Linked DNA regions of Homo sapiens: region 2 is linked to region 1. The links are chromatin loops, found by intact Hi-C in ENCODE. Cell type or tissue: heart left ventricle. All regions are shown on one strand. Links, peaks and the distances in the headings refer to the core of each region. The heading gives the core; the rest is flanking DNA. Region 1 holds the start of PCDH17 (protocadherin 17). Region 2 has its middle 730 kb from the start of LINC00374.

The links. A loop is a pair of places that touch in the nucleus more often than their neighbours do. Peaks named below come from ENCODE experiments on the same cell type or tissue, not always from the same donor. Only the 100,000 strongest peaks of a DNase experiment are listed, where the experiment ranks them.
Region 2: it touches region 1 in a loop (6-fold over the local background); 13 of 110 quality-filtered maps call a loop at or near these places.

The regions. Positions count from the first base shown.
Region 1 is chr13:57,628,351-57,636,978 of GRCh38, reverse strand. PCDH17 (protocadherin 17) reads right to left here and starts at 5,235. Exons shown (of 4, transcript NM_001040429.3): 1 at 1,868-5,235. The coding sequence starts at 4,432. RefSeq lists enhancers at 4,049-4,728, 6,687-7,272. In heart left ventricle, for the core only: CTCF peaks have their summits at 2,281 and 3,371 (motif pointing left); DNase peaks (open chromatin) are centred at 2,008, 3,348, 4,648, 6,958 and 3 weaker places; H3K4me3 peaks cover 7,494 bases; H3K27ac peaks cover 4,731 bases; H3K27me3 peaks cover 3,153 bases.
Region 2 is chr13:58,957,290-58,965,917 of GRCh38, reverse strand. No RefSeq gene overlaps it. Among named protein-coding and RNA genes, the nearest start is that of LINC00374, 730 kb to the right of the region's middle. In heart left ventricle, for the core only: a CTCF peak has its summit at 4,806 (motif pointing right); no DNase peak of the experiment used is centred there.

The sequences.
Region 1 (8,628 bases), core at 265-8,264:
ATATTTCAATCCAAGATTGTTCCCCACTAGTCTAACAAAGGAATCAGGCTTGTTGAAAATTCTGCACCACCTTCATTTTTACTGGAAACTAAATGAAAATTCAACTCACAGCACTTTAAATGGAAGACTAAGCATTAACCCTCTGTGACATCTTTGTAATTCTCAATGGTAAAAATATAAGAAAGGTATTTAACATATGTGTATTTATAAAATGACTGTAGCAAATCTTTAAATATGTGTTTTAATATTTCCTTCTAAATACGTATTGATTATCATAAATACCAGTTTTACACAGTCACAGAAATACTTTCATAGAAACCACATTTTTTTAAAGTGGAGAATTTCTTTTTCAGTTTTATATAGACCTTAAAAAATTATGATTACTGATGTATAGTAAACACTATTAGAAGTGAGATTTAATACTACAATTGATATTTTAATATTTAGTAGTGTCAAGTGTGAGATTGTTTTACAAGGACATTATACTATTATAGGAAAATATATTTTGCTAAGTATTAGTATTTGGTATACTTATTATGTTAGAAAGAATAAGATTATGAAATATTACTGCTCCATTTTAACAATAAAAACATTATTGAGTCCAGTGTCATCAAAAGTTATTTGCTTTTCAAAGCATAACATTATGAACAAATTATTTCCACTTGCCCCAAACTAATCTTCCTCTTGCGGTGTCACTTTCAGTTAAGCTCAATTTTGAATTCCACATACTGCTCATCCAGAGTAATTTGTTGCAACATACAATTATAATAAGCAAGAATGAAGTTTTTCTGTGACACAACTCAATAGTAGGTAAAAGAAACAAGACAATGACTAGACATGGTATAGTCACCTGCTGCTGTTAGAATCTATGTCCAAGCTGGGTCAGTCATTTAGTTTTGTGGTATTATCAATAACTTTGAAGCATACTATCTTATATATATTAAATATCACTTAGATATACTTAATATACACACTATGCAAACTAAATGCATCATGAATTCATTTTGGCACATCAAGTGCCTTCAGTGTAACTTTGCCTCCTTTTTTCAGTAGCGCAAAATGAGCCTCTGGTCCTCTGCTGTATTCCTTTCATTCCTCAGTGACTCCAAGAAACAGATCACGGTAACCACAGGACAAAACAAATACAAACTTTTCATAGATAGTTACTAGTCATTATGCAGAGCCTGCATGTATTCAAACTTTTCAAAGTGCTTCAGAGTATAACTCACATTTGAAAAGCTTAAGCTGTATTAATGCATTATGCTGCAGTTTTACCATAATGTAATGATGAAGAATAAGTGAGATTCATGTTCTTTAAAGCACCTTTAAAATATAAAGCTGACTTTTTAAGGATGAAAAGTTAGTTCAAATTGAATGAACTCTGAAATTCTGACTGGTTGTTATTCTGTACTTAAAGAAGTTAACTTCTTAATAGTTGGGTATAAGTTCCTTTCATTTTTGGCATCATTTAAAAAAACAGAATAAAAATATTTTCAAGACAATTAACTAAAACATTTTTTTCTGCTCTGGGAATTCCTTTTTATGAAAAGAAATGTAAACCAACAAATAAAAGTAAGTAAAATAAGCTATTATTATTGAACACTGCTAACATTTTTAAACCTATAAAAATAAATTTTAAAATGAAACAGTAAGATATTTACGTTTGGTAGAGTTTAGACTATTTACATGGGAGGGGTTATATGTAGAATATGATGTATACACAGTGTCAAAAGTGTAAACCGTTTTCATTTAATTATTTTTCCCCCTCACTGCTGCTGGCAGAGTGGCTTGCCCTGTTCCAAAGGTTTCAGGACAGCTCCAAAACCAGCAATAAAGTGAACTCCCAGTTATGCTAAAAGTCTCCTACCTGAATTATGGACATCCGAGTGGCAGGGGTCTCGCTTGCATTAGTCCCTTGTCCGGTGAAGCTGGTGTGGCAGCCCGCGTGCCCCTGAGGGACAGTCAGGTTGTTGGAGGCCGGTTTGAGATACATCACCTCCGACCGGGGCGAGCTGAGGGGCAGGCGGGTCTGGTAGTCGAAGTACATGGGGGAGGTGGCCAGGGAGGGGCTGCTCACCACGTTCATGACGTTCATGGCGTTCCTCTCCTCCACTTCGCTCTGCACCAGCATGATATCATTTTTGTTGATCTTCTTCTTCTTGCCCTTGCCCCCACCCAGCTGCGGGTGGCTGTACTCGGCGATGCGGCAGTTGTAAGTGCGGATCTCCTTGTTCTCGCGCTTGCACTTGACGGCGATGGTGATCATGGCCGCTAGGAGGATGATGGAGATAGTGCTCAGAGTCACGATGAGCGGCAGCGACATGTCCCAGTGGTGCTGCTCGCCATTCACCCGTGGTACCCCCTCGGGAAGGGATCCGCTCACCGAGCGGATGATGAGCTTGGCCACTGCGGACAGGGTAGGCTTGCCGTGGTCGGTCACCTTCACCACCAGCTCCACCACGGGCGTCACGTCCTCCCAGAAAGGGTGCAGCGTGCGGATCTCGCCGCTGGACGGGTCGATCTCAAACAGGTGGTCGTCGTTGCCGTCCACGATCTCGTAGGTGAGACGCCCGCTCTCGCCGAAGTCGCTGTCTAGGGCGCGCACAGTGCTCACCAGATAGCCCAGGCCAGCGTTGCGCGGCACCTGCAGCTCCGCGGTGTCGTTCTGCAGCGTGGGGAGCACGATCACTGGCGCGTTGTCATTCACGTCTAGCACTGTCACCCTCACCGTGGCGTTGCTCTCCAAGTGCGCGGGCGCCCCCGAGTCCTTAGCAAGCACCTTGAACTCAAAAGCCTTGGTCTGCTCGAAGTTAAAGGAGCGCAGGGCGTAGATGGCCCCGTTCGTGGGATTCACAGACACATAGGTGTAGATAGACACGTCGCCGATGTGCGAGGGCAGGATAGAGTAGGATACGGTGCCGTTCTGGCCCAGGTCGGGATCCTGGGCGAGCACAGAGCCCAGGTACTCTCCCGGGATGTTGTTCTCGTGCACCTGAAGCACGTAGAGCCCTTTGGTGAACCGAGGCGGGTTGTCGTTCTCGTCTAGAATCTTGATCGCGAACGACTTGGTGGAGTTGAGGGGAGGAGAGCCCCCGTCCCGCGCCACGATGGTCACGTTGTACTCGTCTTGTGTCTCGCGGTCCAGCGGGCGGTCAGTCACCACCGTGTAGAAGTTGTCGTAGTTCTCCTCAAGCTTGAAGGGGACGGAACCCCCGGGCCCGCCCAGGCCCCCGCCGCCGCCCGTCCCTCCTCCGCCTAGGACCCGACACTGCAGCTGTCCGTTCTTGCCAGAGTCCCGGTCAGTGACCCGCACCAGGGCGATGACGGTGCCGGGAGGGGCGGCCTCGCTCAGCGCCCCCTGGCGCACGGAGACGAAACCGATGGACGGCGCATTGTCGTTGCGGTCGATGAGCTTGACCGTGACTTTGCAGTGGGCTGGGATAGGGTTAGGCCCCAGGTCTCGGGCCTGCACGTCAATCTCCAGCATCCCGTTTTCCTCATAGTCCAGATTGCCCTTCACACGGATTAGGCCGGTCTTGGGGTCGATGGAGAAGAGCTCCCGCACGCGGTCAGGCACGTAGCTGCTGAAAGAGTAGAGCACTTCACCATTGGGACCTTCATCGGCGTCGGTGGCGTTCAGATCGATGACCACTGTACCCAGCGGAGCGTTCTCGGGCAGTTCCACCAAGTAGGATGGCGCCTCGAAGACCGGGCTGTTGTCGTTGGAGTCAATCACCTTCACGTTGATCTGTACGGTGGCGGAACGTGGAGGCTCGCCACCGTCCAGGGCAGTCAGCACGAGCGTATGGTGATTCTGTTGCTCGCGGTCCAGAGCCTTCTGGATGACCAGTTCTGGGAACTTGGTGCCGTCGCCGCGGGACTTAACGTCCAGTCCAAAGAGGCCGTGATCGTCGCGCGTGAGCAGGTAGGTGCGGAGCCCATTCTCGCCGGCGTCGGGGTCATGTGCGCTGGTGAGGGGGAAGCGGGTGCCCGGAGCAGCGTTCTCCGAGATGTCCATTTCGATCTGGTCCGAGGAGAAGGAGGGCGCGTTGTCGTTGATGTCCTGGATCTCTACCTTGATCATGCAGATCTCCTTGTCGTTGGCGAACACCTCGAGGGACAGCTGGCACTTGGCATTGTGGCGGCACAGGGACTCGCGGTCGATGCGCTGCTTGGTGTAGAGGAGCCCGCTGTCTGCGTCCACGTCCAGCAGGTGCGGTGCGGAGTTCTCCAGCACCCGGTAGCTACCCGACTTGCTGCGCCCTCCGCCGCCGCGCTCTGCAGGCGGAAGCCCAGGCTGCAGTCGAGCATCCCTGCCGATGTTCCCGATCACCGTGCCGGCCCCTTGCTCCTCCGGCACGGAGTAGTTGAGGTTCTTGAGAGTGAGGGCAGGGGCCCATAGAAGAAAGCAGCAACAGATGGAAAGGTACATCCCAGACCTGTAAGGTGGGGGCAGGAGCAATCGGACTGGAGGAGCCAGAGAGGGAGTGCGCGCCAGCCTGGGGCCCTGGCGCAGCGTGCGCGCGCGACGCGAGCCACAAGTCTATGGGTCCTTTTTTCCCTCTGCACCCGAGCTGCGGCACCCGGTGGTCTCTCCTTATTCTGCTCAAGTTCCCTGAACCTGTTGATCTACAGCATCCGCACTGGGTGAGAAGCTGCGGTGCAGCAGAGCTGCAGGGGCTTGGAGCAAGGCGGTGGCTTCCTGCGGCTGGGGGTGAGCCAGGGGTTTCGTCTCTCCCGCCCGGACTTCGGGAGGCTCAAACTTGAGCGATGAGGCAGGCGATAAGAAGGAAATCTCGTCTGGGAGAGATGATAATGAGCTAAAGAATCAGTAGGTTTTCCTCGCTCCCGCTAGGGTGCTGCAAATCTACTCCCGCCCGGAGACTCCGGAATACTCTTCACATCGAGTGGGGGAGGGAGCAGGGAGGTGTGTCTCTAGGCAGATCCGAAAGTGAAATTCTTACTTGCTGCTCGCCTCCCGTGATGAAATTGATGGGGATGAAGAGCAACGAAGACAGAGTCACAGATATATTTTGAAGCTTCCCCAGCGCACCGTGAAATGTCTGCTTGCTGCGCGGGCCGGTCTGTTTTCAGGCAGTGTTTTGCTGCATTTAGAGATCTAATCTTGCATTGCTGGCTGAGGCAGCGGCGGCGGCGGACTGCATCTACCAGCCAAGCGTATTTTTTTTTTCCTCTCTCTCCTTTCCGAGCAGCCAAAGGGAGGGGAGGAAATGCAGCGTAAAGAACTAGTGTCCCGATTTGTAGTTTCCTCTCCCCACCAGGCTCCTCCCTCTCTTCCTCGGAAAAGGCTCTCCCCCGAAATCAAGAAAGCCACAGCCTGATCAGCATTTGCTGTGTGAGTCTATTGGGAGGGGGGAAGTAGAGAGATAAATCTTCGCCTCTGTTCGTAGAACACACTCTCTGATTTCTCTACGCCAAGCCAGTAGCCTCCGCTACCATCCCATCCTCTCCCCGCGAGCAAGGACTTCTCTCCAAGCAGTTTAATTCCAGTTTGCTTTTCTTCCCAGGCGAAGGGAAATCAACAGGCAACTCATGGTTGGACGTGCACATTTAAAGGAGGAGGGGGGAGGCCGAATAAAAAGGAAGGGGGAGCCTCCCTCCCAGTCCTTGCACACACACTCTCCCTGTCTCTCGCTAGAAGGGAAACAGTCTCTGCATTCACAGGGCTGGGCTGTCAAGTGCCTCTTTTCTTTCTATTCAGCATCTCCTTCCAATAGCCCTGCCTCCCAGTCCTCTTCATCTAGAAAAGAAAACCTTGGCGAGGAATAAAAGTGATGAATATTTGAAGCAAATAAAGTACGTGTTTTTTTTTTTCCTTCAATTTTCTCTTATAGTAGGAGGAGTGGGCTGGATGAAAGCAACACATCAAGGTTTGGCGTGATGCATTCTGCAGTCTCTCTTTCAGTTTTTCTGGGCGACTCAGGGAGGGCAGGGGGTGCAGAGCTGCGGCCGCGGCGGTCCAGCCAGGGGCTCCTACCCCGGGGAGCTCCCTCCGAGGGGATGTTAGACACAGGTCTGTCTACACATTATTTCGGGTTCTGGAGGCGCCTCGACATACGGGAATGACACATCCAGAAATGCAGGTGTTCCGATCTGCCGGATGAGTCAGAAGCAGCGGAACGAATCGTATTCACTCTCGCCTCATGGTCCTCCCTTCACAGACATTAGTTGCGGCTTCTTCCTAACGCTTTCTCTGACTCAGTCTATAGAAAGAAAAACCAGATTCATGTTTTTGGGGAAAAAGAAAATGCAAGAGAAAAGGATGGAGGGAAGAAGGTGAAGCTGAATCTAGCAGCACTTTTACTCTACCTCTTTCTGCCGGAGTCCGAGGTTCTGGAAAACAAGGCGTCTGCTTTGCTAGGTGTATTGGTTTATTTATTTTGTTTATTTTTTTTAAACCTTTCCTCTTGGTTAGGCGAGAGGTACCCCGAAATTTTTCAGAGTCTTGGAAAAGGAAAAACAAAATCAGGTTTCCAGTAATTGTTCCCAGCTTAGCCTCGCATCATAGTTCAAGATTTTCCTCTCAATTTTTTCTATTCACAAAGTCCAACATCGATGTGTACAGTTAATTGTGCAGTCTGTTGTGGAGGTTTTTTTTTTTTTTAATTCCTCCTTTTCTGTCACGGGTGGTCTCTTTCAGTCTGGTGTCTGCCGGGATCACCCCACAGTCTGAGAAAGATATGCGGATTTCAAAGCAAATAAATCCATCTCCGCAAGCAAAGCAGCGGATGAAAGGAAAGGTGAAAATTCAATTCAACAGTTGGAGTAGCGTCTCCCCAGCCGCCTTCCGCCGCTGCCGCATCCGCCGGGCTCGCGATCCCTGCTCTCTCCCCAGCGTCTCTTGCTGACTGACTCTATTCACCTCACGCCGCCGCTTAAACATTGATACTGATTCCCTGTCAGCCAATCCGAGCGAGGAGCAAGGCCCTGCCTTCTCGGCCCGCGTCCAATGGGAGGCGGAGAAGAGGATGGCGGGGGCGGGGCCAGGAGCCCCGGCTCTTCGGAGTCATTGATTAGATCAGTTAGATGGGGAACCAGTCCGGCTAGCGGAGCCCAGCGCTCCGCCAAAGCGGACGCGCCCCAGGATTCGCCACCAGGTCTCCCGGGCCTTTAACCACCGGGAGTAGCTCTTCCAGCGCCTTCCTTCGGAAAAGAGAATTTACAAAAAAAAGTTTAACAGCGATTTAATTTTTTTGTGGTCCTACATACACGGAATCGGGAATCGCAGTATGCTTGCAGAATAACGTAGCTGCGGTCTGCCTAAAGGGTTTCTCTACACACACTCTCACACACGCACGCACACACGCCCTCGCCGCACACACGCCCATGCCAAGGGAAGCGCAGCCCTGACTCCGCGTGGACCCATCTGAATGAGGTGCGGAGGAGTGTACGTGGGTGTGTGTGAATGCGCTTCCACGGGCTGAGATGTGTATTTCGGTGAGTGTGTGTGAATTCGAGGGCGCTCGTGAGCCCGTTTCTGCCCGCGCTGGTACGAACATGCCGCGAGCAACAGCAATCAATATGTAACTTTCTTCATCCTCTGAGAAAAATCAGCTGTCCTCAGGCACCTATGCAAGGAAAGTCACTTAATTATGAAAGTGTTTCAGAAGAAAAGCAGACTCCCGTTGAAAGAGAGGCTATGTCTCTTAAGAGAAATAGAGCCTCTCCTTTAAGGAGAAAGGCTCACTGTCAATACAAGCTTTGTAAACTCAAATCCGGCTAAATACTACTTAAGGTTCTACCCCTTTTGGTCATCCTTCCTCACCATCTCAGCCCAGGTTCAAGGTAAAGTGGATACCCACCCCCCAACCCCCGACACACACACACACACACACACACACACACACACTAGTTTCGGTGTTTTGTTCACCTCCATTCTTGTTATTAAAGTGTCACATTGCAATTTGATTTTTTCTCCTTAAGATCAAATAGCCATTGATAACCGCATTTGCTAAAGATCCATGAAAACAAAAGTATAAAACACGAAGGCCAATCATTAGGAGATCTAAGATTTCTGTTTTGTAAGCCATAACACACACACACATATATACACACACACACACACCACCACCACACACCACATACACAAGCACACATACACAGGCCGACTTCTGATTCATCTATTTATTCTCCAACTTCATTTACTAATCTCAGAGAGGTTTTTTTCCCTAAATATTATCACAAACATCTGCAACTGGAGACTGGTTTGCTCGTGATCCAGCCGTTCTGAGAAAGAGTTAAGAACAAAAAAGAAAATTGAAGTATTGAAATAGAAAAGGTGAGTGTTTGATTGCTAGAGTATTGATCGCAATTCATAAATACTGAAGTTGCCATTTATAAATTGTGAATGACTAACATACAAGTGTGTAACATGAATCATTCAGCCTTCAAAGAAAATCAAATCCAAACAAATTACAAGATAGTTCTGAAGATTTTTATTGGGATAATTGCTTAAAGATTCAGGTATAGGAGCTGTTTCCTGGAGTATTCAATGAGATAACCTATAGTCTGAATTTGCAGTCTGATCTGTATCAAAAATTCGCCATTCCCTTAAGAGACTCTGACAGTTTAAAAACTCAAAGAGAAGCTGTTTACAGCCAGACTTTT
Region 2 (8,628 bases), core at 297-8,296, 1.3 Mb before region 1:
ATCAGAGGACATGGTGTTCAGTGAGTATTTGAGGAATGCAAAAGATCCTCAAAGATGGACAGTGGAGAAGGTTCTTGAAACGGAAGAAATGCTTTATCATGTTGAAGACAAACTGCATGCACTATAGTGAAAGAAAGGTAGTTTCTCAAAATTACAGGGTTTTTTTTTAAATCTCAGGTTTGAATAAAATGACATTTTGAGAAATACTAAAAATGATTAAGTTCTGTTTTTTATTATAAACTCAGCAGTGGAGGTATCAAGGAATGGCTTGTGGGGTGTTGGATTCCCATTATCCCTGTTACTTCTCCCAAACCCATCCTAATAAAAAAGACAATGGATGTACTTGCCACAGAAACACAGCTTTCAGATAAATGTTCTAGTCCTAACTTCCGACCTCATTTCTAGAGCTTTCTATGCAGAAAATGTAAAGTCATTACTGAGCACAAGGCTACTTCTAACAGTGACACTCATATGAAGCAAAAGATAATGATGAGATTAGCCATCTGTAGAAATCGTCACCTAAATAATTTGGAATTACGCAGTTCTGATCAAAATCTAGGGCACACAGAAAGAAAGCAACTATGAGCCATGAATCCTTTGGAGGGCATCCTAGCAGCTGCAGAGCAAGCCTGCTTAGAAATTCAGGTGAGCCCAGTGTCTGCCTCCTCTGTTTTCGCAGTCTCTGGTTAGCACATAGCAGGTCATGTTAAAATGATTTCACATTTTATTTAATTTGAGAACAATAAACTTCTCAAAAGCACGAACCATCTTATTTAACTTTATACTTTAGGTGATACCTCATTGTTTAATGCCTAGCAGTTTGTCAGTGCCTTCTAGGCAGAAGGAAGCTTGTATGTGGGGGAAATAATAATAATTAAAATTTACTGATCTCTCTCTCTCTTTTTTTTTTTTTTTTTGAATTCGAGACAGAGTTTCACTCTTGTGGCCCAGGCTGGAGTGCAATGGCACGATCTCAGCTCACTGCAACCTCTGCCTCCCGGGTTCAAGAGATTCTCCTGTCTCAGCCTGCCGAGTAGCTGGGATTACAGATGTGTGCCACCACGCCCGGCTAATTTTTGTATTTTTGGTAGAGACGGGGTTTCACCATGTTGGTCAGGCTAGTCTCGAACTCCTGACCTCAGATGATCCACCCGCCTCGGCCTCCCAAAGTGCTGGGATTACAGGCATGAGCCACTGCACCTGGCCTACTGATCTCTTACGCTATATGTGTAAAGTTCCTGAGCTAAGTGTTTTCTTAAGTCTTATTTATTCCTCAACAACCTAACAATGTAGGTACTTTTGTTATCCACAGTGCTCAATCTCAGTGGTAGAACTGGGATCTGAACCTGAGACTCTGACTCCAGAACTCTAGTTTGAAAATTCCTGCTACTTCCTACATAATTAGGCTTCACAGTAATGGGAAACTCCCCTCTCTAGGACACAAATTATCAGACATTGAAGCCTACATAAGCTCCCTTGTGACAAATTCCTAATGATTATTATTCTGCCATTTGGGAAAAAAAAGGAATAAATCTATTTTACAACACGGTCCTTCCAAATTTATGTTCTTAAAGTTTTTTTCTTCAGAATGAGCATTTTCAATTTCTTCAACATCATTTTATATATCAAAGTAAGAATACAGTGTTGCTAAGATTGTTTAAAAAAATGATGTCATACACTTGCTCAGGAACTCATAGTAGATTTCAGAGTTTTTGTTTCTTTTTAAATGCAAACCCACTGGGCAGGCACTTTGGCTCATGCCTGTAATCCCAGCACTTTGGGAGGCTGAGGTGAGCACACAGCTTGAGGCCAGGAGTTCGAGACCAGCCTGGTCAACATGGTGAAAACCCGGTCTCTACCAAAAATAAAAATAAAAATAAAATGAAATAAAATGCAAACCCATCAATCTAGAATTTTAATTTCATTGCCCCTACTGTGCTTAAGCTTACAACAATTAACAAGGTTTTAATTTTTTAAAAAATGGATATCTCTTAGCTTAAAGAGTTATGAAAAATAGAATAAAATTGAATATTGAATATTAAAATTGAATATTTAGAAAATATGACACATTATATAAAATTCCTGTATTATTAATATTTTCTCAAAGTTGATTTATGCCATGCTTTTTGGATTTATGCTCTTGACTGTTGGTTTCTTAGTTTGTCCACTACAATTTTCCACTTTTTGATGTGGCATTTTTTTCTAAAACTGTTTCTATCGTTTCTTTCAAAAAATGAATTAAGCTACTGAGTGCAGAATGGATTCATTATTTTTTACAAGTATATGGAGGCTTAATTACCAAAAACATGACTCAGGGGATAATCTAAGTAGCCAAAACTATATGAGGAAGAAATAGGTTATTCCTTGAAACATGGTTGCCAAGTATGACCAAAACAAAACAAAACAAAAAACCAAGAAACAATGAACTTTTCACCTCACTACAGAATTGCTAACTGAGATTTGAAATCACCAATTTGTCACTGTTGTAATGGTAAGAACTCAAGTATTTCATGGTCTAATGTCTAGTTAAACCCTGTAGACATGACCTATTTTGTTAAAGTATCTTTGTTAACATAGGGTGCATTACGTATCTATCTTTTCCTTTTTAACAAAAAAGAGTTCAGTAAGATGCATTTGTTACTTTATGACAATTGAAATAATAGAGAACTTATGAGTGCATACCTTATGACAAATACATGGCCAGATTTGTCTTCTGTATTCAAGTCTATTGTATGCTCTACTAATATAATACTGCTTTCAACAGAAGTATGCATCATGGTTTAAATCTAATATGGCCCATTGGTTTAGCAGTATTTGACAACCCTTGATATTCCTCTGAAAGATTCCCCATGACACTGAATTAAGAAAGATGATATTTCTCAGATAGAGCAGTTTTTACTGTCTCATGCTTTATTTCTAATGGAATTAAAGATAACTCAAACAATTTGAAACTCAAAAAGCGTGTTCAGCTCTGAAGAACAAAAACCTCTAAGATAGTTTGCCCTAGCAATGTAAAGGAAGTTTCATGTTCACTGTTAACTTTAAATCTCTGCCAGCATTAGCGAGCAAATATTTCTGAGATCACTTCTTGTTCATTAAAATAGAGGGGAAAATAATATTTTAAATAATGTCAGATTTCAACCCTTCTTACGTATTTATTCATGCCTAGAATGGCTTTAATTATGGATCACTGGAAACAGATTGCTGCAAAGAAAATAAACTCAAGAACAATCAATGATAATGTATTACAACTTTCTAGGTGATTATAAAGCAGTTTTCTTGTTTAACATACTAATTCCTATAGGACACTTTCATTCTCAGAAGAATAATTTAATTTTTATATTACATGTTTTCAAATCTTCCCTTTTTTGCTTTACAATTTTCAGAAGAATGAGTCTTCTAAAGTGTGGCAATCATATTTTGGAATTCATCATATATGACAGGCGATGGTATGTGAATTGTTGCCTCAATTATATTGTGCCATTAAGGTAATTTTTTTTTCTCTAAACCTCATCAAAAAGGAGGCATAACAACTAGCTTTCCTCCCTGAAATAGCAAATGCTGACAAGCTGTTTAATAATTCAGATGGCTTTTTCCTGGATTGAGTTCATCTCTAAGCTTTAGTTTTATAGAAATGTTTAAATATGTTACCTCTAGTTCTTGCAATTTTATTCTAAAAAATATTTTGGAGTTCCTTTTATCATAAAACAGACTACTTTTGAATCTCATGCTAAGCAAGTCTGTTGCACCTCTGCTATTTTTACTTCACTCTGGATAGGTGCTTTTTCACAACATCCAAGGAATAGTCATCTCAGCTAGAATGGGGTAAAGCCTATTGTCATAAAGGAAAATATATCCTTAATATTTTCCCTTTGAGGTAAAGAATCTGTGTGGTTTATTTTCCTAAATGGGCCATAATTTTTTTCTGTAATTTTGACCAAACCATTTAACCTCTTTATTTCAATATTACTAATGTTGAGAATGATGCTTAGATAGAAAAAGCACAGGCAAAAAAAAAAGGGAAAATTTTTTAGCAAAACTAATATAGCAACTGATGGCGAAAAGTTTAGTGTTCCAGGCTGGGGCTTATTCATGAAAATTATCAAAACAGCAATTTCTTCATCTACAAGAAGGAAGTTAGCAGCATAATCTCAGGGTTTTATGAGTATTAACTGATACACGAATTGTAAAGCAAGACACCTGAAGTAGTTTCTCCATTTCTCTTTATTTCCCCTTAGTGTTTCTAAATTTTACCAATTTTCCATGTACAAGTGAAGTTTTTATTCTAACTCAAGATGGTAGTGACTTAAAAGTTAAAGTCTTTCTTCTCAGCTCACATTCTTACCTGGTAAATTCTAAATTTCAAGAAAGTCAGGGCTTTTTTTTTTTTAAGCAATGTTAATAAAAATTACTTTGTTTTCCATTTTTTTGATCTACTTAAATTTGGACAGAGAAACACAGTCTAAATGACATAGAACGTCCTTAATTTCAAAAGCTATTTAATAGTTTTTGATTAAAGTGACATTCCTAGAAATTTAAGTCAGGAGCAGAAGTAGGATATTAATACTCAGGAAGGCAAAGGTATTAAAGGAAGTGTTAGAAAGAATATTGAAAATTTAACTGGAAAAATTAAAAATCTAGAATATTTCAGAGAATCTGATAAGCTTACTCAACTTATATTGTATTTATCTTTGACTTCACATATCTTAAGCTATGCACTTTTGTCTTTTCAGTTTCCTTGCTGAAACAATTTTAAAAAGTGGTCACTTAAAAAAATAAAGAAGTATATATTAACATCAACCAGCCACAAGAGGGAAGTCTTGGCTATGTAAGAAGTAGTGTGCATATAGGGAGGGGTCCATTTTTTTTTCAAAAAAACAAAATAATTAAAAGCAAAAAAAGAGAAAATATATATCTTTTTTATATAGCACGATGCAAAACCTGCTAGAGAAAATCTTTTCTACTTCTAGCGTGCTATCAGACTTTTTACAAATATAGAATTATACTTATGTCATACACTCTCTTAAATCTTGAATCATTTGTTCTCTGTGAAATTCAATATAAATTGATTTTTTAAAAATATATACATATATTATTACCCATATATCTATATTTTATGCACATAATACAAATCATGAATGTAATTACGACTTAGTTCTCTGAGCTAAGTACATAGTGTGGTATCTAATAATTCTCGCTGTTGTTTATTAGCAGCATCTTTGGAATAAATTCTGACTATGTTTTATCCAGCTTGAGAATCATACATTTATAATGACGAGATTTAGAATTTCAGATATACATTTGTCAAGGAATAAATGAAAAGTATAAAGCATTTTTAAATAAGATCAGCTATTAAGCTATTTGGAAATTCATAGTGAAGAGAGACCTGAAATGGATATTGAGCTTTGTAATGACATATTTTAATTGAAAAGGTGTTTGGTGGGAAGTTTTGGATTATTTCTGTTTGCATTCATGATTGCTCATCAAATAATTAGCCTCACATGGTATAATTATACAATACAATTAATATATTATCTAAAGAATAGAATGCTCTGGCAATCTGTGGCAGAACAAGGAGCACAGAACTCTTAAATCTCAACTTTGGTTTTTGAGAACTTTATTAGTGACATATGCAACAGGTAGTCATTTTTGTTTAATATCTCTACTATTTCATCCTAAAAAGCATGCAATTTTGTGCATATTAAAAAGTATGCAATTTATTCATTGGTAAAATTCTGTGAAAATTTGATGTACTTGCATTCATATAGATAGAAAGAATATTATAAAGACATTTAGCGAGTACAGAACACACGTGAATTAGCCTGTTTCTTTCCATATTTATCTCTATACCTATTTAAGTTTGTGTGCTTTGAAGTTACAGTCATTTTGAATATATACTTTAACATAATTTATTTTCTTTAACTATTTAGGGAAAATTTGTCCTTAGTCTAATTTCTAAGTTGGTTAGTGATATGGTAACCCAAAGTAATAAATGGTGCGACTTTGGTTAGATTTAACCTCATTTCTAGGGCATTTCTATGCTCTAAAATGAAAATCCTAAGATTAGTTTACTTAAATATTGGGTTAAATTATACCTTTTATAGTATAATTATATATAACATTGAACAAAGTATACTAATCCCACATGCTTAAGTAAGTCCTATTCTAACTAAAATATTATCTAATATTCATATTGTTTGGATTTGTCACGTGAATAATTTAATAAACTGTGAAGTGTGTATGTTTTATTGGTATGAAACTCATCACTTCCTAGTTTGAAGGGAGCCTGTTCTGTCTTAATTATTTTGTTGTTGTCTTGAGCATACAATTAGCAATTGCCCATGTTCAGAAGAACTTTCAATGGCAGGACAGACAGAATCTGTTATGTTTTCCTTCCACTTGGATAAATCACTTACAAATACTCCCATTGTAATTAGACATTTATTTTACAGTGCAAAATCTATATGGGAATGATTATCTTTTTTTTTTTTTTTTTTGAGACGGAGTCTCGCTCTGTCGCCCAGGCTGGAGTGCAGTGGCTCGATCTCGGCTCACTGCAAGCTCCGCCTCCTGGATTCATGCCATTCTCCTGCCTCAGCCTCTCGAGTAGCTGGGGATTACAGGAGCCGGGAATCATTCTTAACGTGTCTCTGAAGTTCATTTTTATCATCAATGTAGAAGTACAGAAGTAAAGAAAAACAATTAGAAAAGATATTGCATGTTTAAACATAGTTATAAAGGGCCTGGCAGAGAAAAATGCTTTTATGAAAGCTTAGTTTTGTTTTAACGTGGGGCCAGGTATCAATTCACATATAGTACGTGTTTTTTTGTTTTAGGCCTTCAAAATTAGGCTTGAGCTCTATTTAATGGCATGGCAGGATGCTGTATTAATATAAGAAGTATTATTGTCATACTACTGATATAGATGTTAAGGTGAGCAGAAAGTTAGCTCCCAGACTATGGTTACATAAAGAATTAGTGAACAGAATGAAGGTGGTTTAATTCCCAAATCACTATTCCAATTACTAAGGATTAATACAGTCTTATTTTCTCTTTGTTCTATGGGTGTACTGCATGAATGTGCATTTGCTGAGGAGAACTTAAGTTACTCTGAGAGAAATGTGTGCTTCTTTATCAAACAAAAATCAAAGCTTCCTTCTTCAGTGTCATACTGAGAGGTGACTGTGCTGGCAGTCCTCAGAGCCCTCGCTCGCTCTCGGCACCTCCTCTGCCTGGGCTCCCACTTTGGCAGCACTTGAGGAGCCCTTCAGCCCACCGCTGCACTATAGGAGCCCCTTTCTGGGCTGGCCAAGGCCAGAGCCGGCTCCCTCAGCTTGCAGGGAGGTGTGGAAGGAGAGGCGCGAGTGGGAACTGGGGCTGTGCTGGGCGCTTGCGGGCCAGCTGGAGTTCTGGGTGGGCGTGGGCTTGGCGGGCCCTGCACTGGGAGCAGCCGGCCAGCCCTGCCGGACCCAGGCAATGAGGGGCTTAGCACCTGGGCCAGCGGCTGCGGAGGGTGTACTGGGTCCCCCAACAGTGCCAGCCCATCGGCGCTGCTCTCGATTTCTCACCGGGTCTTAGCTGCCTTCCCACGGGGCAGGGCTCGGGACCTGCAGCCCGCCATGCCTGAGCCTCCCACCCACTCCATGGGCTCCTGTGCGGCCAGAGCCTCCCCGACAAGCGCCACCGCCTGCTCCACAGCGCCCAGTCCCATCGACCACCCAAGGGCTGAGGAGTGCGGGCGCATGGCCTGGGACTGGCAGGCAGCTCCACCTGCAGCCCCGGTACGGGATCCACTGGGTGAAGCCAGCTGGGCTCCTGAGTCTCGTGGGTACCTTGGAGAACCTTTATGTCTAGCTCAGGGATTGTAAATACACCAATCAGCACCCTGTGTGTAGCTCAGGGTTTGTGAATGCACCAATCGACACTCTGTATCTAGCTACTCTGGTGGGACCTTGGAGAACCTTTATGTCTAGCTCAGGGTTTGTGAATGCACCAATCCACACTGTATCTAGCTACTCTGGTGGGGCCTTGGAGAACCTTTGTGTGGACACGCTGTATCTAGCTAATCTGGTGGGGAGGAGGAGAACCTTTGTGTCTAGCTCAGGGATTGTAAAGGCACCAATCAGCGCCCTGTCAAAACAGACCACTGGGCTCTAGCAATCAGGAGGATGTGGGTGGGAACAGATAAGAGAATAAAAGCAGGCTGCCCGAGCCAGCAGTGGCAACCCGCTCCGGTCCCCTTCCACACTGTGGAAGCTTTGTTCTTTTGCTCTTTGCAATAAATCTTGCTACTGCTCACTCTTTGGGGCCACGCTGCTTTTATGAGCTGTAACACTCACCGCGAAGGCCCGCAGCTTCACTCCTGAAGCCAGCGAGACCACGAGCCCACCGGGAGGAACGAACAACTCCAGACGCACTGCCTTAAGAGCTGTAACACTCACTGGGAAGGTCGGCAGCTTCACTCATGAGCCAGCGAGACCACGAACCCACCAGAAGGAAGAAACTCCAAACACATCCAAACATCAGAAGGAACAAACTCCAGACACGCCACCTTAAGAGCTCTAACACTCACCGTGAGGGTCCGCGGCTTCATTCTTGAAGTCAGTGAGACCAAGAACCCACCAATTC